4 separate regions of the Mus musculus genome follow, and regions 1, 2 and 3 are each linked to region 4. The links are chromatin loops, found by intact Hi-C in ENCODE. Cell type or tissue: left cerebral cortex. All regions are shown on one strand.

Region 1 (5,000 bases), 100 kb after region 4:
AGAGTTCTGATGAACTAGAAATGTCTGTACTATCCACCCAATGTATGTATATTCCACCAAAATGTTAATTTATTTATATCTCTCTTATGCAAATATTTTCTGAGGTCCACAGAAATCCTTGTCTGAGTTTGTGCCTAATGAATTTCTAGTTTCCAAATTCCCTCATTCCCTCTCTTCCCATGAGACACACCTCTGTACTCTGTGAATCGGTCCAGTTTAGTTTCTATTCTGATCTTGTAAGCTAAAAAATGGCAAAGAAATCATTAAAACAGGAAATAGAAAAGTTCAATGATAAAGGAATAGGAAATTTTGACATTGAGACATGGGTTGTGTAAAAAGATTTTTTTTTTAGTTAATAAAAGTAGGGCTTTGTTTATGCATAGAAGCAAAACATTCAAAGGAGAACACAGGTCTGAAAATAACAAGTGATTAAGGAACGAATCAATACCATATACTCAGGAAAGGAGTTGGGTTGATGGTAAAAGAGATAGGAATCCTAAGTAGGAAAGTAGCTATAAGCAGGCTAGTAAAAGTGAAAAAGAACGAGTCAAATTTATTGAACTTTCTTTTTAACAAACAACGGTGTGATGTGAAGATGAGAATTCATACATAGTGTCTTCAATAAGAATATATCTTGGGACTAAGAAGATGCTCAGTCAAGTTCTTACAAGTGTGAGGAGCTGAGTTCAGTCCTTAGCTCCCATGTAATAGCCAAGTGTAATGCTACATGCACTTGTAATTTTAGCACTGGGAAGAGAGAGGCAGAAGGTCTGTGAGGCTCAGTGGCCAGCCAGTAGAACTTAATTGCTGAGTTTCAATTTGTGGTGATTTGAATATGCTTGGCCCATGGGAAGTGGCACTATGAGGAGGTGTGGCCTTGTTGGAATAGGTATGGCCTTGTTGGAAGAAGTGTGTCACTGCATAGGTGGGCTTTGAGGGCTCCTAGTTCTCAAGGTCTACCCAGTGTGGAAGAATCAGTCTCCTGCTGGTTGCCTTCAGATCAAAATGTATTTCTGCCTACACGGTGCCATGCTCCGGATAATGGACTGAGCCTTTGAAACTGTAGCCCAGCCCCAATTAGATGTTTTCCTTTATGAGAGCTGCCTTGATCATGATGTTTCTTCACAACAATGAAACTCCAACTAAGACAGAACTCAAAGAGACTCTGTCAAAGAAGGCAGGTGGCATTCCCAAAGACAATAAGTTTTCCTGAAGATAATAACCCGGTCATCCCTTGGCCTCCATAAGCATATGTTCTTTCACAGACAGACAGGCACACACACACACTTATAAAAACATGATGTTGATACTGTACCAACCAAATAGGACCAGGCAAGGTCTTGAATGAATTCCCAAATGGCTGACAACAATATGAAAATATAAAGGAGAATCAAAAACTTTGGTCCCAAAACAAAACAAACAAACAAACAAACAAAAAACCCAAAAATAAAACAAAACAAAACAACAAAAAATCTTACTTTGTATCCAGTCAGTATATATAAATAATCTTCTTAATATTGATAAGTAAAAATGCTACTAATTCTAAAATTAAGTACAGTGAAATATGCCCAAAGCCTATTTCTTATTATAGGCAGCTGTCCTCTTCAAGAAACACTGAGGGGTGGGGTGGGGGAGTTCTGACATATCCATGTCCCCTAGAATACTTTCCACTGAAGGACACTGTGGGTAGCCTATGATGTGGACAGAAAAAACGAAATTGCCTAAAATGATGATAGACCCAGGGTTTGGAACAGAAATTCAAAAATTCTATATTCCCATTCCATTCATTAACGTGTTCTTCTTTTTTCTACATGTTGCTGTTGGTAACTGGGAAAAATATGTAGCTTTTAAACTAGGAAAAAAACTAAATAGAGAGCAATGTATATTTTTAAAATAAAAATTTCCATTAGGTGGATATTATAATGCTTCTCTCATGCACTCATCTTCATTGGAGAATAAAGACAAATACTCAGTTTTTCTACCTGCTTTTACTCTGACCCACTCCACTCCCCCTTCTCTTCAGGCCTCTCCCCTCCTTGGCCAAACATTTCAAATCAACTTACAATGTCTGTTATCTCCTCTTCTCACCTATGAAACTATTTTCAAATAAGGTTTAGGGGCTTTTTTTGGAAAACCGAAGGTGCATATTACATAAAGTTACAAGTTGAAGGTGTATTATTTTCTTAGTTTACCTCTGATTCTAAATTCTTGATAATGCAAACAAAGCCCAAAACAAAAGGGTTCATGTCCCAGAAGGATACATTTATGTGAAAGTGGCCACCTTTGGGCATATATTCTGAATCTTAATCTTAAACATTATATAAATAGAAGAGATTTAATTACAAACCTGAAGAAATGTGTTACTGTTAATTGAATTCTCTCTACAGTTACCTTTGCACACCAGTGTTAATGAAACTCCAGTTCAAAGTGGATGAGTTTGGGGAATTGCGATCGCTATTTATTTCCTTACCTGAGATGCCAGGATCATCCTGTCAGGAAAATAAAGAGCCCAATTAGGGGAGTGCTCATTTGTGGCTATTGATCAACTTTACAAAAACTGCTAAGATTTCCAAGCAAAACAAGAGGTTCTGAGGGCACTGAGCAAGGTCAAGCGAGTGGGAAAGAAAAAAAAAAATCTCTGTTAGTGACAAGAAAGCATTTCACCTGTGGAGTAAAAGGCTCCTGCCCTTGGGAGCTAGACTCCACCCCAGGGCCAGCCAGCCTGCCCTCCCGTCCAAGCCTCTCAGCCTCCCTGTTTGGCATCTCTCGGTATTACCAAGCTATAAATTGCCCAGGAGCTTAGAGACAATCAGGTCACGGCTGCTCTCACGAGGGAAAAGCTTCTTACTTCCGAGCAGAAGGGTTCAGCTAGGAAGAGGAGGGAGAAAGCCCTTTAGTCCCCCACCGTGCGGGCGGGCAAGGGGTGAAGAGAGACGGAGACAGGGGGGGGGGGGGCGAGCACAAGCCCAAGAAGGTGGAAAAAGCGTGCCTAGCAAGGTCGCACTTGACCCAAGTCTCCAAACTTATTGGTCGCTGCATGGAAACTCCCTGGGCGCTCGCTCCATTGCCTAGCAGCTGCAGCTGGGTGGAGCCTCGCTCCTCCGCCCCACCTATGGATGGACCTTGCATACAGCTCTGGTCCACCACACCCTTCCTGGGCGGTCTCTAGACATCTAGCTGCCCTGACATTATCGGAGCCTGGCTTCCCACTCGAGTTCAGACGGAATGATGTGACTGGTCTCCCAAAGCAAGAAGGACCACCTCTATCTCAGTAGTCCTGCTTCCCCACAACTCCGCGGTGTCAAATGGCCAAAGACAAACTTCTGCCTCTCTCGCGTCCCAGCTCCCACCTTTTCAACCTAGAACTCACACATATCGAAACTCCTAGGATGCTGTGTAGATCTGGGCATGCTCAGTATCAAGGCAGGTTTTGATTGAAAGTTAAAAAAAAGCTTTGTATTAGGCTTGCTTCTTATCCAGTGCTTATGGCTTACTGAACAGGTTGAGGGCATTCCCGAGTCTACCCACCGGGTCTAGAAAATTATCTTTTAGTGTTTTCTCTTTGGGATCTGGTCTCCTCTTAGTTCACCCCACCCCCGCCACTCTCCTAAACCCCTCTCCTCAGGTCCCTGTCCGCTGTGGGGATGGAGAGACTCTAACAGTACTGGGCTGGGCTCCGTTGCCTGAGAGGAGCCACCTATTATCAGTGCTCTCTGATTGGCTCTTCTGAGCAGCGTACCTTGGTTGGAACCAATCAAGAGCCGGGGCCGGGAGATGATGGGCGGCCGCCTCCTCACTGGAGGGATTCCTGGAGAAGCTGCAGTGTGGGGATGCTCTGACCGAGTTCAGCCCCCAGTGTCTTTCCTCCTCCTCCTCCTGCAGCGACAGCATCCGCAGTTAGCAGTGGGCAACTTGAGGCTGTAACCGGGGCAAGCCCCCAGGGTCCTGCTCACCCAACAGGGGGCTCAGGTCCCCGAAGGGGTGTGTGCAGGGCGGGGGCGGCCAGCTGGGACCAGCTGGTGGCCCTAGAAAACCTCACCCACACCCACACCCACACACCCCTTTTGTGTTGCAGGCTGCCCCTCTGAGAGCGGAGGCAGCGAGAGAGTACTCGTGTGCCTCGCACCGGTCCGCGGTGAGAGCAGCGGGGACCAAGACTCGCACCATCTCCCGGTCGGTCCTCGCTCCAGGTAAGGCAGCCCCACTGGCAGCGCGGCCACCTCGGTGGTACCTTGGTACCTCTGCGCTTCAATCTGTCGAAGAGACGTAGGTACACTTGATTTGTGGCGATGGGAGACCTAGGGAGGGATCCCCCCGTAAGCCTATTGTGAGAAATGCAAGACCACAAGTGCATCTCCGGGGAAAGCACTTTGCACAGGGCTGGTGATTCAGAACCAGGAGTTGATGTTGGGCATCCCCCATCTTCTTGCTTCTTCCATTCTCTCCTCTGTCCTCCACCCCCCAGCCCCCTCTCTCCTCCCCCTCCTCCTATTCTAAGCCAGTACAGCCCCCCACCCCCAACGGGGGGTGGAGGATTGTCTTTCTTACAGGGAAGAAGGGCAGTGAAGAAGAGAAAAAAGATTTCTTTCTGTTGGAGGGAGGATAGATTGCAACCCCGTGTGAAAATATGAGTCCAGGAAGGGATGAAACCACACAGGGAATTAAACTGAATGAGAGTAGACAAGGAGACCAGCTTCTGCTCTCAGAAAGGAAGTGTCAAATTTGAATCCATCTCCTCCTTGCAAGAGGCTACAAATGGAACAAAAATAACCCAACACTCCAACCCACTTTCAACTGCTTAATTGCTGCTGCTCTCCTGTGCCTGCTATCAGAATCTTCTTGTTTGCATCTGTCCTGTGGGGCTGACAGTTTGGGATAGCACCTCAGGGTCACTGTCTGAACTTTGAGGGCTTGTTGAGTTTGTAAAAATTAAAACTAGATCATCACCCTCCCGAGATTTACCCAGGTAGCCTTTATAGTGGGAGGGTAATAACATGGGA
Region 2 (5,000 bases), 110 kb after region 4:
TGCTGAAAGTCTTGTTTGTGCACTGCAAAATATAACCTTCAAAACTCTTAGCAAAGGGATCTTTTAAGATAACAGTCAGTTTCCATTCATTTGAAAACAATACTTAAGACACTTAGTAAAGACGATAAAAACTAATTTAGAGTTACAAGCACATTTTTGATACCGTTATGAGTTTCTGGCCACCGCTCTGTGAAACTCAAAGCTCATAAACAACAACCTCTGTAATTTTTGTACTTATCTTTACTTCAAGTTTGAATTGCGGAGATCAGTTCCAATTCTCTTTGACTTGGTTTTGATTCTCTAAATAGCCACACAGGACTTACAAAAGTGTCATCTCAGTGGTTACGGTATGAGGAATAAAGGGGGAGTGGTGATTATTTCTGTAACCGTCTTAACTGCAGAGAGCACGGTTGTTGTACTGATTGGGTGCCTGGGGGGGGGGCACTATGCCAAAACAGATCTCCAGAAAATTATGACGCAGGCAAAGATAAAAATTACCATCTAGTTCTCAACTGTTTGTGCTAAACAAGAGATGTAGAATTTTGCATGCAGTGAGAATGGCCTTTAACTCCCCCTTTATTCCTCATACCGTAACCACTGAGATGACACTTTTGTAAGTCCTGCATGGCTATTTAGAGAATCAAAATCAGAATCAGGCAAGATTATTTGCCAAAGATGTAATTCAGTAACTTTCTTAGCAGCCCTGTCAGACAACATTCCTTACTATGCACTAGGTTAGCAGCATGCTACTGAAACCACAAATGATATGTACAAGACATTTAGCTAAGGTCCTCTGTCAGGACTGACTTAATTCTGGATGGAAATATCTGATAAATCCCATCTAGTAGGGTACAGAAGTGGGCCCTCACTGTCTTTGTGAGCCTATTGCTATTATTTGTGAAATATGGCTTAGTGGATGACTCTAACACGTCCAGCATCTGTATAATTATTTTTGCCATAGGGAGAAACTCGTTGTATATTGTTCTCTGTGAGAACTAAATATTTTATTTTCCCTCTTAAACAATTCAGCTACTTAATCAAGGATAAAATGTGCACTGCATACTCGAAGACAAATATAATTGAAGATTTTTTAAATGTCAAACATGCTTTCCCTGAATTGCTTAAATGAGAACCACTGTCTCTGTGTTTTGTCTTCACTTTCCCTGACCATGACTATAATTTCAGTGACATGGTAACAGAGAAAGGATCAGACAACCCCACTTCAAGCCTCTGATGAATTACCTGGGTGCCCCTGCAGATTACAGCATCCTGTTTTGCCTGAAGCTCATTTCTTCCTTCTTACCTGTGATCCCATGCCTACCCTAGATAGGAAGCAGGTAATTGCATTTATTAATTGCTACTTTGAGATGCCTTCATCAACAAGGAGGCAAAAACACATGGAAATACTCAGAACATACACAGCTGTGGGAGACTCCTATTAACCCTTTGATGTGCGGTGCAGTCGCTTACATAAAGTGGAAGGCCATTTATAAAACAACTTCTCCTTCAGGAATTTCTTTCAATTCTTCACAGGTTATGTAAGCCAGCATCAAGGCCATTAAACCAGGAGTTGCTAGAGCATTTTTATTTAATACCTGAGGATAATACTGAAGGACTTATCCAAACAAGAGTTCCAAGTTAGGCATGGAGGTAGACACCTGAAATCCCAGTAGCTGGAAGACTGAAGCAAGAGGATCAGAAGACGTATGCCATTCTTAGCTAAATAGGCTAGCCTGAGCTACATGAAATCATCTCTCAACCCTTGCCCCCGCCCCAGAAACAAATTCCAAATCCTACCTTCTCAAACCCAAATATGTCTGTAGTGAAGACCTTTAAATGGTAAAACATTGCACCCTTTTGGCTTATAGATACGTGGTAATATATGCTTGTTCTTCTGCATTCCTAGGGTTTATGTTGAAGTAGCATGAACAGCAAGGCTGTTTTAAGGATGCATCCTTAGAAAATATTTTTAAACGAAGCTGCAGCTGGGCATGCAACTTACTTCACAGGCAATGAGCAAGCAAGGAAGCAGGGCAACGGGGCATAACAACTGAAATGAGCATTAGGAATTGTTTGCTACTCTTGAGCAAACTGAGTGTCATTTCTCCCCAGTTCTGGCCTCCAACAGTCTATACAGTGAAGTTGGTGATGCACAGGAACTACCTCGTGGCTTATCTTTGAGGAAAGGGGGAGAGGGGGGGGGACATATCCAGAAATGCTATTTAAACAAATGGTTTAATGGCCTTTGATGCAAGACCAGGTGGGAGAGCAAGGGATTCAGGCACCGTGAGACAGCTCCAGACTTTGGGTTTTGAGTTAGCAACATTGTTAAGAAGCAAAGTTGACACAGTTTCTCACCAGAAAGGCTAGGTAGCAAAGCGATGAAATTTGTTTCTGACATAGTGTTTCTGCCAGATCCTGGCTTACCAGGCTGGCTTCCTGCCTAATCCCCGGCATTTTCATCAGATTTGAGGAAGGAATAAAGCCAGCCATTGGGTATTAGAACATATTTCTAGAACATTTTGGATCTCTTCTATAAATAGAGTCACATCGCCATGCTACTTTAACAAATATTGAGAATATGAGACCACAGATTTTAGATTAAAAGTATGTACATGTAAGCAGGACTGCTGTCTGCATAAAAACGTGTGAGTTTCCTCTCTGTATACAGGCATTGTATGAGTCGCACATGCCATAACTTGTAGGGATCTGTTTTAAATGTCTTGCTTAAATTACTATGTTAAAATTTAAAAGTCAAGCAAATCACTACAAGACATGTCTAAGACTAGCAATCAAAATGTGACATTTTAAAAGAAAACCAGCATATCCCTAAGCCCAAACTATACCACTTTTTTTTTTAAGGTTTAATTTTTTTTTATGTCATCTTGATGATTTTTCCCTCTAGGGAGTCATAGATACTTTCTGAGCAACTCCTCAAAAACACAGAATAAATATTGATGGTAGAAGAGAGCTTGACTTCTCTAGGAACAAGGAGGGAGATGAATCCTGCCATGCCTTTGAGATTCTGTCATCAAGGACATATTGAGCACATAGGAACCATTTTTATTTCTCCTGGATTCTGACTTTTTTACCTGTACTTAGCCATTGAAGCATTTTACTGCTTACTGCATGAGTAGACGATATTATTATTTCAGCTCTCTGGCTATGTCACTACTCCGTGAATTCTCTGCTTTCTTCTTCCTTCCTGTAAGACCAATTCCCCCCTCAAACTTTTCCTTCCTGCTCTCTCTTTTCATTGTCCTTATCATTCCCCCCCCCCACACACACCTTTTCTTTCTTTTTGACACTTCATACATATGTCCCTAGAGATGCGGAGCCAGAAGGCTTTTTTGTCTTAATTCTATCATCTCCATTACCAGCTTGGTTCAGTTTTTCCAACAACCAAGTCATGTAACATGGGTACATTATAACAACCAAGACATGTAGCGTGTAATGTGTATACATTAGCATCATAAAACATATATATGCATATGTGTATGCATATATATATATATATATATATGAACATGTGCTTAATCTGTTTACATAATTGACAATGCTTAGTGGAATGTGCCATGACTTGACTGATTTTTAATAATTTGCATATTTAGGCCTCCTTATGCATAATCTTTAGACCCAAACTGATTGCAGAGAAAAATGAAGAATTACGCTCTAAAACAAAAAGTGATAACTTAGCATGGAGTGCTCTGCATGCTACCCTTGGCAATGCATTCCTTCTTCTTACCTTAATTGGTACACAGTTCTGTATTAGGGAAATATTTGTGTTACACTATTAGATCTTTATAGTAGATTTTTCCATTTTACAGATGCAATAAATAAAAAGCGATTGCTTTGGGTGGCTACAATTATACTTAGCATGTTTTTATATTTTTGTTTATTAATTTATATTGCCTTAGTGCTTAATAATGAGAATCAAATGTGTCATAATCCTCCCTATATAAGAGACTTAGTTTGCTCTTGGTGATCACAAACAAACAAAATCTATAATCATTAAATCAAAGTCTGTTTCTTATTGAAAAGATGAGGATGTTTTAATATTCTGTTATTTCTGCTATGCTAATTTTGAGGGGATTAAGTTCGTTTTTAAAAATTAATCAAGCACACATTCTTAGTCTATTAAAAAAAAACTGAAAAGAATTTCAAAGCCTATGCCATAACTCAGTTTTCCTTTAGTTACCACTGTATTATGATGATGTCAGATTAGGAATCCCATTTTCCTCCTTATTTCTAAATTCCATAGCTCTAAGGTATCTGATACCCTTAAGGATGCAAAGAACCGTGATTGGAATAGTAGGAGCGTTAGCTGGGCCATAGCTTCCTGATGCCCTCTCTCATTGCTCTCCTTGGCACTCACAGATAGAGTTTCTCATTGCCCCTCACCTAGCACTGTTAGGAAACGCTTGAGCCTATTGGTGCTTTCCCTTCCTAGTCCTATTTCTATGTTCCCCAAGAAATCAGAACCAAACCCTAACTGTAAATTAATCCCATGTGAAGTCTCTCTGCTGACATCTTCTGTCCTCAAGACCAGATTTAGGAGGAAACACTAGAACTCATGATCATTGCAATATGAATTAATATCACTGGCATCATGGATTCTCTTATATAAGGAAATAGAAATTATCATTGAGGTTGGATTATGGAAATAATGGAAAATTGTTTGAATAGACTAGACCTTTGTAGGGGCTCTTAGATGAGGAAAATGCCATCGCTGTCTTATTTCTCCATACATATCAAATACTTTCCCACATGGTTTGAATTCTGAATCCTATTTAATAACATTGATATGGTTGATAATATGTCCATATCTTTTAATAAGAGAATGATGGAAAGGAACATTTAAGGAACTTGCCCATGGTTATAGGATGCAGTATGTCATGGGTAAATTCTTAGTCATCTGTTCACTGTGGCAATACATATTATTATCCTTGGACATATAAATGGCAGATGAAAAAGAATAGAGGGTGTTCCATAGTGGATAA
Region 3 (5,000 bases), 230 kb before region 4:
CATTTATATGCACATTGTCTATAGTATAAAAGTATAATGAAATATAAACATACATGTGATATTTTCTGTGTTAAACAAAACAGGATGGCAATTTTATTTGGGAGTTTGCTGTTAAAATATCTAAGTACACATGAAATTTTCTATTTCTTTTCAAGATCTAATAATAACTTCTTCTCTTGTGGCAAAGAAACTTAATAGTCTGCTCATAACATTTGAGGCAATGTTTTTCACACACTCCCCCCACCCACACACACACATACACTGTTTTTTGAAAGTTCTTGATGAGGTTCAGTAATATTGAACTTAGGTAGTTTTCCTTGTATTGCTTCAAACATTTTGATCACTTTATTATTTATTTATTTATTTATTTATTTATTCATTTATTCATTTGCTCAGCATACCACTCAAGGGAGGATCACAAGCTCCCGTGACTCCATCCCACTCTCTTCAGTGATCTTGTCATTTTCTTCTTTGGCGTACACATTTTACATAGTCACCTGACTCTTTCATATTTCATCCCTGACTATATCCTCTAGTCTACAATAGCTAGTCTGTGTAGTTTTCATTGATACTACTGGTGCCTCTACAGGTTGCACATATCACCCACTGGATTATTATAGACCACTTTTAATTTGTCCCATCTTTCTTCTCATTATTCACCATACTGTCCTAAGATAGAGTCTATGACATCTAATGGGGAAAGGGGCCCACTTTGCCTTTGCTTTCTTCTCTTTCTTTTCTTTAACTTATAGTTTTGTTTTATACTTTGAAATTAAAATATAACTACATAGTATCGCCCACTTCCTTCCAATACTCCCATATATACCCCCTTTCTCTCTCTCTTAAATTCATGGGACATTTAAAAATGTTTTTACCTATATGCTCATGTTTTCTTAGCATGCGGTCAGGGCATAAACAGGTTTACTATAATTTCTCTTCAGAGTGAACTCAGATTCTCATCATCTGGTGAAATTCTGGCTTTAGCTGAGATACTGTCTTGAACCTTCTTGCCTCTTTCTGATCCTTTGCTTGCCTGCTCTCATCTTAGCAGCCATGCTTTTTTACTCAATTATTTCTTGGGCACAGAAAAAGCAGATGTACCAAAAAGATGGAGGACACCCTTCAAGAGTATATAAAAATGATTGCACTTTAATTTTTCTCAGTGATACGTTACTCTGACCACAGCAAATATCATTAGCAGGGTAATGAGGCTGAAGCAGCAGAGCAAGCTGTATTTGAGAAGGGAAACAGAGCCAGAGCGGACAGACGAAGGCAAGTGTGAGAAGAGCTCTGAATATCAACCAGATAAGATGTCCTCGGATGATAGAGTTGGTAATAATTCAGACTGAGGGGGTTAGGGATAAAACTGATCCTTACTGATGTCAACAACATACATACTGCTCTTGGTGCCACTATACAAGAACTGGCTTCTTTGCAAGTTCATATCTCTGCTCATAGTTATTCTTTCTTCCTCCTTTTTGTTTATATTTGCTTACATATTAAACTTGATATGTATGAAGCAAGGGGTGAAGTCAAGCCTCACAATCTTTTCTTAAAGATTTTCTGAGATCAAGGTTTAATCTTATCAGAGGAAATGTTTTGGCTATACTCTCAATTAAGCTTAAGTCCTAGTAGTTTAATAACATAGAGGTTATCTTACTCTCATAAATAAATGGGCCCTAGGGAGTATAATGGTTGGCTTTGTGAAAGAATACATTTGTGTGTGCTATATAGAAGATATTTCTGTGCAGCCAGTCACTCAGGAATCAGTGCTTATAAAATCTTCATTCTCTCTAGCACAAAACCCAGTTACCTAGACATTTCTAACTCAAATTTTTTTTCAGGAAATTCATTCTAGTCATGTAACTAGGAGGAAGGAAAATTGAGTTATTGCATAAATAGACAATCTGCATCACGGTAAAATCGATGTATCTAGAATTAGCTGCGAAAGCTAAACTATTGTAGTCTAATCTCGCATGCATCTACACATTGTATGAATGTCATGTGTGCCTGCATTTTAAACACAAAAATTGGACCAACTATTCTTTAAAAGCATCATAATGTCTAATCGCACGCTATTTGAAAGCCTCCATATGACATCAATAGGCCATGCGTCAGTAAATTTACTTGCTAGTTTGGCAGCAGTGAGTCTTAATATTACATATGTATTTGTTTTGCTCATTTTTCTTAAAAAGGGAGCAGAAAAAAAAACATTAAATCACACTTGCCTGGAGATTCAAAAGTAAAGTGATTTGTGGGCGGAAGTGATTTATGCATCATATAAATAATATTTTTTTGAGGCAACTGGAGGTAGCATTAAAAAGCAGCATAGCCACCACTATTCTATCCAATTATTCTAGAAATTCTTATTGTCGGTAGATGCAGTGCTAGGAAATTGAAGAATAAACAACAGATTTGCTTGCTGTTCACATGACTTGGGCTGCAATTTTTACAGCAATAAAATCCATTTAGAGAAAAATTAAATTTCAAGCTAAAAAATATCCTGGGCTAAGTCTAATGAATAATGAGCTGTCCAATCAACTCACCTCTGACTGTGATGTGTTTATATCTAAATCATCCTCCGTCTCACATTATCCTCAGTATTGCTGGATCTGAGCTCTGGTCACTTAATAAAGTCCACTGGGAACACTCAGCATCCGATTATGCAGCTAATGAAATATAGGTCCCAAAGTATTTCTCTTATGGTAACACATTTAGAAACAAGGCCTAAGCTATTTTCTTCAAATATAGACCCAATATTTATTTCATTACAAGCTATCCCCAGAGCTATTCTACATACTTATATCCAGTATTATAGAATTTCATCTCTGTTACAGTTCGCCATGATTCAGGCCTCTGCTGCCAGCCTGGGCCAGGGTTTTGTGTGTTTAGAACCAAGAGATGCTCTCTTTCAAAGTGGACTTTTTCCTTCTTTTACTCTTTGCAATTTTCTCTGCATCCAGTATTGTGAACCTGAAGTTAAATTACATCCCAAGTCGAACAGTAATTGCATTTGATGCCTGGAGTGGTGAACATCAATTAGTTACAAGTGTTCAAAAGGCTCCTGACTGGCAGGTTACATTAGTCTTGTATGAGGATTTTAAATTGCTTCGAAGGCATTTTCAATCATGTCAACAGGTGGCAAAACTTTTGAATGACTTCGCCACTTGTCTCTGTCACCATTCCATTAAAACCCTCATTCATCTACATTGTGTTACAATGCTCAGTGCTGGCACCTCTGAGCTAAAAGAAAATGTTACTTCTCACTCTTTCGTTTTTACTTTCACTCAAAGGCATATTGTAATCAAGGGAGAGGTAAGAACTTCAACCTTCAACCGTTTGCAGGACAAGTTTCAATCAATGCAAGGAAGGAACAGCAGTGTCTAAAATTTTCATAGGCATGCAATCACCTGGGGATTCTGTGAAAATGCACATTACAGTTTAACAGGCTCGTAATCACCTTGGACTCTGCATTTCTTGTTAGTTCTCAGGTGATTCTGATGTTGTATGTATGCCAACCAAATATGAGTGGCAAGGAATAATACCTTGGTAGTCTGCAAAGCTAAGGCCTATCCACTCTTTTTAAGACTCTCCCATTCTGATTAGTGGGAAAAAGTCTAACTTGTTATTAAAGTGTATACATAAATATTTCTGAAGATTTTTTGGTTCACCTGGCATTGATTCATTTTTGATCAACCGCAACTCCTGGAAATAAACAGATTTTAGTAGGAAGCTAGCAGTCCTAGTTCCTTGCCCCAAGGAACCTTACTCCTACATGCGTCTATTCTGGGGGATGAATAGAGATAAGCAAGGGGTTTTACACAGCCATAAAAAGACCTACCTAAGCATCCCTAGTATTTAATATAGTCCTTGACACATACTCACTTTTTCCTTGAAAATAAATATTGAATTAATAAAAAAGTTCAGTGTTGTCAATTGGAATGTTCAACAAGTTCAACTGTCAGATGTTGATACATGAAAGACTGTTTCAAGGATTTATACAGTTGGAATATGCTAATCTTTCTTCTTACAGCATATTCTCTTACATAAGTGAAATAAATACCAAAGTACTGTGAAATCCCTAGTCATATAAATGGTTTTCTTTCTTTCATTCTTTTTTTTTTTTTTGGTTTTTCAATACAGGGTTTCTCTGTATAGCCCTGTCTGTTCTGGAACTCACTTTGTAGACCAGGCTGGCCTCAAACTCAGAAATCTGCCTGCTTCTGCCTCCCAAGTGCTAGGATTAAAGGCGTGTGCCACACACCCGGCTATGAATGGTTTTCTTAAAAGACTGTCATTATGAGAAATGATGTGTGTTCTAATACAAGAAATAATGTAGGAAAGGAATCACCAAACAGAAAATAAAACAGATACTTTAAATAATTACTGATTAGTAGATGGGAGAAGGTAGAAGATGAGACCATAAGAAATTTGAGATAATGGATTGCTATGTAAAATGTATTCGGTCCAACATCAACTATATTTTTACATACTAAATGCATAAAAGGAATGGTGGGCGAGCAAGCTGTTATGACTCTTCGTCAAAAATGTCGAGTCATTTTAAAAGAAGAGACTCTTTTTTCTATATTAGATAAAATTCAGATAAAAGGCCGGGCGTGGTGGCACACACCTTTAGTCCCAGCATTGGGAGGCAGAGGCAGGCAGATTTCTCAGTTCGAGGCTAGCCTGGCCTATAAAGTAAGTTCCAGGACAGCTAGGGCTATTCAGAGAAACCCTGTCTCGAAAAACCAAAACAAACAAACAAACAAAATCAGATAAAAGATACCATGTAAGTATTAGGTAGAGTATGTATTCTCTCAATAAATATTTACTAAATCTTTCTGTGTTCCAAGGAAAGAAGAGTCTAAGATCTTGGGACAGCAGTTAACAAAAGTGAAAATTTAGTAATCTCAAAACATGTATATGTACAAAGAGAGCAATTTCAATGCATGTATATGTATAACAAGAGTTAAAATAAAGACATATTGTATTATGAAGTA
Region 4 (5,000 bases):
CAAAGCAATATTTACATGTGTCTGTAGATACATAGATGGATGGATGGATAGATAGATAGATAGATAGATAGATAGATAGATAGATAGAAGATATGATAGGCAGATAATAAATTGATTGATTGATTGATAGATAGATAGATATGATAGACAGGTACATAGATACACAGATGTATAAATTGTAGATAGATATGATAGACAGATTGGCAGATAATAGAGATAGGTAGGTAGGTAGATAGATAGATAGATAGATAGATAGATAGATAGATAGATAGATAGATGGATAAATAGAAAAACAGACAGACAAGAGTTATTATATACACAGACACATTTTCTTCTTTTTCAGTCAGGAAGGCATTAGAAAAAAATAGTTGAAAATTTTATCTGAAAATTCTTTTATCATATGATATGTTTTCATTAATTGATTATCACTATAATTATTTGTCCTAATTACTGGTTTTATCCACATTCAGATAAATATTGAAACCAAATAGACAAAATAGTCTATTCATTCTCCTTTTCCATTCACCCATTTAATAAATATTTACTCATTTGAGAACAAAGATTATTCTGTCATGGGACTATCAAGTATAAATATAAAATCTTTAAATATAAAATTTCTATCTTGAGAATATAAAAATATTCATAATGTGAATATTCATGGAAAATGTGGTACAATCCATGATTTAAATAATAATACGTATAATATACAATGATAGCTACATTTTTATATATTGAATTATTCCAAAAACAAGTAAAACAAAAAAATTTTAGCAACAAACAAAAATTTCCTACTAGTGAAACTGCTCAATTCTTTGTTTTTTTGGCAGCGACCTACCCTCAGTATGAACTCCCCTGTAACTTGACGATCTCATTCTTTATTAATCCAATTTTACACTCAACACATAGTTACCCTCACTTACCATCTTACATGGATCATATTTAGAGATTTTAAATGTCTGTTAATGCCATTATTCAACATTTATTCAGAGGCAACTATAAACCCCTTTCTGGAAATTCCTAAAGTGAATTAGGCATACTTTCTGTTTTTACATAAGTCAGTAGAGGGAGAGAAATATATCAAAAGCTATTTAAATGCACTATATCCAAATGAATCCTGGGACTGCATGGGATTAACCCTTATCCTAGCCTGAAGGGCAGAAAAGATTCCTGGCAAATGCCTTCTCTATGCTGCAATACTAAACGTTTGAGGAGGGAGGTAGTCTGCACAAGGCTATCAATAGGGAAGACAAATACAGCACAAGGTAAAAAGTGGCTCCCATGGAGTCCTGCAAACCCAGGCAAGAGGCAGGGGAACTAGATAGTGAGAGGCTACCATTGCTCTGCTATAAAGCAAGGACTTCTAAGCAAAAAGAATTATATAGCCATATTTCAACGTGAAACACATGTTCCTATCCTTGAGATGGTCACAACCTCAGGAACCATCTTAATCCTTACAGAAGATCAATTGGGCTTATTCCTTTAAGAAAATCAGAACTTAGAAATAAGGAAATAAATTCAAGATGCAGCAGAGGACTGCCGGGTCTTGCTTGACTCAGTAAGAGAAGATGCACCTAACTCTCAAGAGACTGGAGGCTCCAGGGAGTCGGGAGGTCTGGTAGGGTGGGAGGACAGAGACATCCTCTTGGAGATGGAGGAGAGGAGGTATGGGATGTGGAACAGTCAGAGAGCAGACCAGGAAAGACTGGACTGTAAAAACAGATTTAAAAATATTAAAAAAAAAATGCCTAGCAGTGGTGATGAAATACAGAAAAGGCAAATAGAGTGACTTTTCTTGTTTCAAAAAATTTCTCTCCCTCAAGAAAACTGAGAGCTGTGAATCCTGAATTTCAGGCTTCGTCTTTAGAAGCATCTATTTTAGGGATTGGAACATTTAAAGAGCAAGACTGTGGCAGGTTGGCATGTGTGGGAGGAGTGAGTTTTGTGTACTCTGCATGTTCTGAGCAAGATCACCCAAGTGGTCACAAGGAAAGATGATCAAACATAAAATTAACCTTTTGCATTCTTCTTGCTAAGAACACGCCTTTCGGTTGACATTATCCGAAGCTTAACCCAGAAAAAGCAGCTTCTGAAGTTGCCACAGCGATCACAGAAAAATATAACTTTCCCTTCCTGTGAACTAAATGAAGCAAATTATAGTGAGGGCTACAAGAAAGAAAATTACAAGTTGTCATCAATTTAGGCAATAGAGTAATAATTTGAATAAAGAACTTTCCCTATTAGTTTTGTCAGATATTTTTTCCAGGTGCTAGAGTCGGGTGATTAACTATCCAAGTGTTTGCCACAGGTTCACACATGAAGAGCTTTCACCCTTAGCAACTTCAGTGGATTTGAAATTACCTGCAAATGTGTCTATGAGGGAACTTCCAGTGATGTGTAACAAGAGGGAAGGAAGCCCCATCTGAAGGACAGGGGTCCAGGGCTGAAGAAAAAGGAAAGGAAAGCAGCAGGTTGAGTGACAGCATTCTTTTGCCTCTGTTGTTTTGAGGAAGAAGCTGGATCATAGCCATGTCACAGTATTATCTGTAACACGATACAAATTACTCCATCAAAAAGTGAGCCCAAAATAAAATCTTTCTTTTGCATTGACTTAAATAAAATACCCATCACAGCTTTAAGAAATGAAACTAAGCCATGTAATATCCGATAGTCTTACTCATTTACCAAAAGGCATAAAGAAAGTGATGGTCAAGAAGCAAAACTTTGTTGACAACACAGAAAAATGTGTATGTGTGTGTGTATGCGTACGTGCATGCATTCATGTGTGTGTGTGTGTGTGTGTGTGTACTGGATCTTTGTGTTCAAATGTCATAGACCAACCATTGTGATTTTAAGTTTATACTCTGAGCATCTCTACTGTTGTATGATTCAAGAGGATAACAAATAAATTTTAATAAAGACATTTCATTTGTCCCTCAAAGTTTGAAAATCATGGTTAGCCAAGATTAATAAACTTTATACATCAACTTAGAAAAATTATTTTAAAATCCATAGCATGAACAAGAGTAACTCTTCAGCATGCTTGAACAAACACACTTCTGAGTGCTGCTGACTTCCTTTGGGAAGATCTGTGTGGGGATCAGGTTAGGCACTATTCTGTTACTTCATACTGTATAAGACAATGGCTTCCCAGACAGAATATCATCTACATGATGCACACTTAGTAGAGTTAATAGATTATAACTATTACCTTTGAAGGACTAAATATAACATGAATGAAGTTAATGAAACATTAAAGCTACTGTTAACTATAAATGACAGTCATATACAAACGAAGTATGAAATAATATATGTCTTTTAAAGTTATATGTCAAGAAACAGTATCAATGGGCGTATAGACAGAAAAGCTGTCAGAAATTATTTTGGGAAAAAAAAGTGGAAAATATGATCACTTCAAAATGTAATTTTACTTAATGAGATCTATTAGTCTACCCTCCATTCTTTCCTTTAAGCTTATACAATATGTGAGACATCTATAGGCATGCATGTGCTGGATGTTAATACATATTTACCATTGTGATTATAGATATTATATTATAGATATGTGTACTGATCATTTCCTAAGGTTATTTTCAGGGCTAGAATGTGCTTCAGTGATTAGCTTTTACCCAACCTACACAAATCTCAGGATTAAGCCCCAGAACATAAAAAAGTTGGTTGGTTGGTTGGTTGGTTGGTTGGTTGGTTGGTTGGTTGGTTTTTAAGTTAAACATGGGAAAGTACCTTTGCACATCTTTCAACTTGTTTCAGTAGTGTTATGAGTTTCTCCCCATTTCCCTAGAAATAGCCTTACAGAGCAAAATGCCCGAAAATTTATTCTATGAGAAGTATTCTACAGCCTTGACATATGGTCTGTTCAGAAACCACACAAGTGCTGTGGGCCTGTCACTTTGAACTGATGTGGTATTCGTAATGCTACTTTAACTCTCAGGGTATTGCCAAGTAAAAGAGATCAAAGACAGTAGTAGGAAGTCAAGGTTTCACAGCTAACTTCTCTGGCAGAGAAGCCACTGTCACCTCTTAGCCATGTGCCTCTGTAGGGCTGTGACAGACTTCCACCCTACACTCTGCTAGTTCATCTGAAACAAATGAGTGGAACAAGTTTTTGAGTTAGGAGAAAAAAATATGAAGCATAAACTTTGCTAAAATACTAAAATACCGGAATCATTTCCTCCTAGGTCTATAAACCACACCACGCTCTGTCCTACAAAAATACAGCCAGATCTGTGTATGTGATAAATAAAATGGTTTGATTCATCTATGGTGTTCAAAAGATGTCTGTCATAGAATAAAAATGAATATTCATCCAGGTCAGTCAATCTAATCTATCTGGTCATTTTCATCACATGATAGGGATTGCAAGCACATAATATAACCAATATTATAAGTGCCTATAACAATTTAAAGGCCACCATTAGAGGGACCTCCTCAGTGACCCCCTGGTTTGTTCAGGTGTAATCAAATGCAACAGAATAAAAGATGAAATTGAGCTGTGTCATAAGAAAATGCACCCAAGCAGCTTTGAGGGATTATAAGTGCATACAGGCAAGAGCTATGAAAGGAGAAGATAGAATGTCAGACTCCATTATAATTACAGAATCATTGGTGTCTGTATTTCCTTCTTACAGGACTCACACAAGATCAAATAAACTAAGTATCACAGTAAAGCAAGAACATGACTAGATCAAAAGGAGAGTCCTAAGGAAATGGAAAGATACAGTTTGAAGTTGGAGGTAGGGTGACTGAGGAAAATGAGTGGCTCTAAAGTCAGACCACGAAGGGGAATGGCTTTAGTAATGAAGATCTGGCTGAAGATTAAAATCAAGATGATAAAGAAATTTTAAAAGGAGGAAACGGGACTAGACTTTACACTATGGTTCTATGGCTTGAGAGGAGAATGCAGAGGGCAGCTGTCATTTTGATCACAAAATAGCAAGGATACATACACAGTATCAGTATAATGTCTCTTAGTGGATGTCCCT

The links. A loop is a pair of places that touch in the nucleus more often than their neighbours do. Peaks named below come from ENCODE experiments on the same cell type or tissue, not always from the same donor. Only the 100,000 strongest peaks of a DNase experiment are listed, where the experiment ranks them.
Region 1: a loop joins it to region 4, with 4 times the contacts of the local background. A loop is called at or near these places in 5 of 42 quality-filtered maps.
Region 2: it touches region 4 in a loop (4-fold over the local background); 5 of 42 quality-filtered maps call a loop at or near these places.
Region 3: a loop joins it to region 4, with 2.3 times the contacts of the local background. A loop is called at or near these places in 2 of 42 quality-filtered maps.

Annotation. Positions count from the first base shown.
Region 1 is chr10:109,009,766-109,014,765 of GRCm38, reverse strand. Syt1 (synaptotagmin I) reads left to right here and starts at 3,791. Exons shown (of 11, transcript NM_009306.3): 1 at 3,791-4,190. In left cerebral cortex, a CTCF peak has its summit at 3,099; DNase peaks (open chromatin) are centred at 3,155, 3,767 and 4,486; H3K4me3 peaks cover 2,413 bases; H3K27ac peaks cover 2,320 bases.
Region 2 is chr10:109,001,120-109,006,119 of GRCm38, reverse strand. All of the region lies in intron 1 of Syt1 (synaptotagmin I), which reads left to right. Among named protein-coding and RNA genes, the nearest start is that of Syt1, 7.4 kb to the left of the region's middle. In left cerebral cortex, no CTCF peak of the experiment used is centred here; DNase peaks (open chromatin) are centred at 443, 2,035 and 2,365; H3K4me3 peaks cover 1,799 bases; H3K27ac peaks cover 2,932 bases.
Region 3 is chr10:109,342,635-109,347,634 of GRCm38, reverse strand. No RefSeq gene overlaps it. Among named protein-coding and RNA genes, the nearest start is that of Gm23041, 23 kb to the left of the region's middle. In left cerebral cortex, no CTCF peak of the experiment used is centred here; no DNase peak of the experiment used is centred here.
Region 4 is chr10:109,114,258-109,119,257 of GRCm38, reverse strand. No RefSeq gene overlaps it. Among named protein-coding and RNA genes, the nearest start is that of Syt1, 110 kb to the right of the region's middle. In left cerebral cortex, no CTCF peak of the experiment used is centred here; a DNase peak (open chromatin) is centred at 1,913; H3K27ac peaks cover 1,793 bases.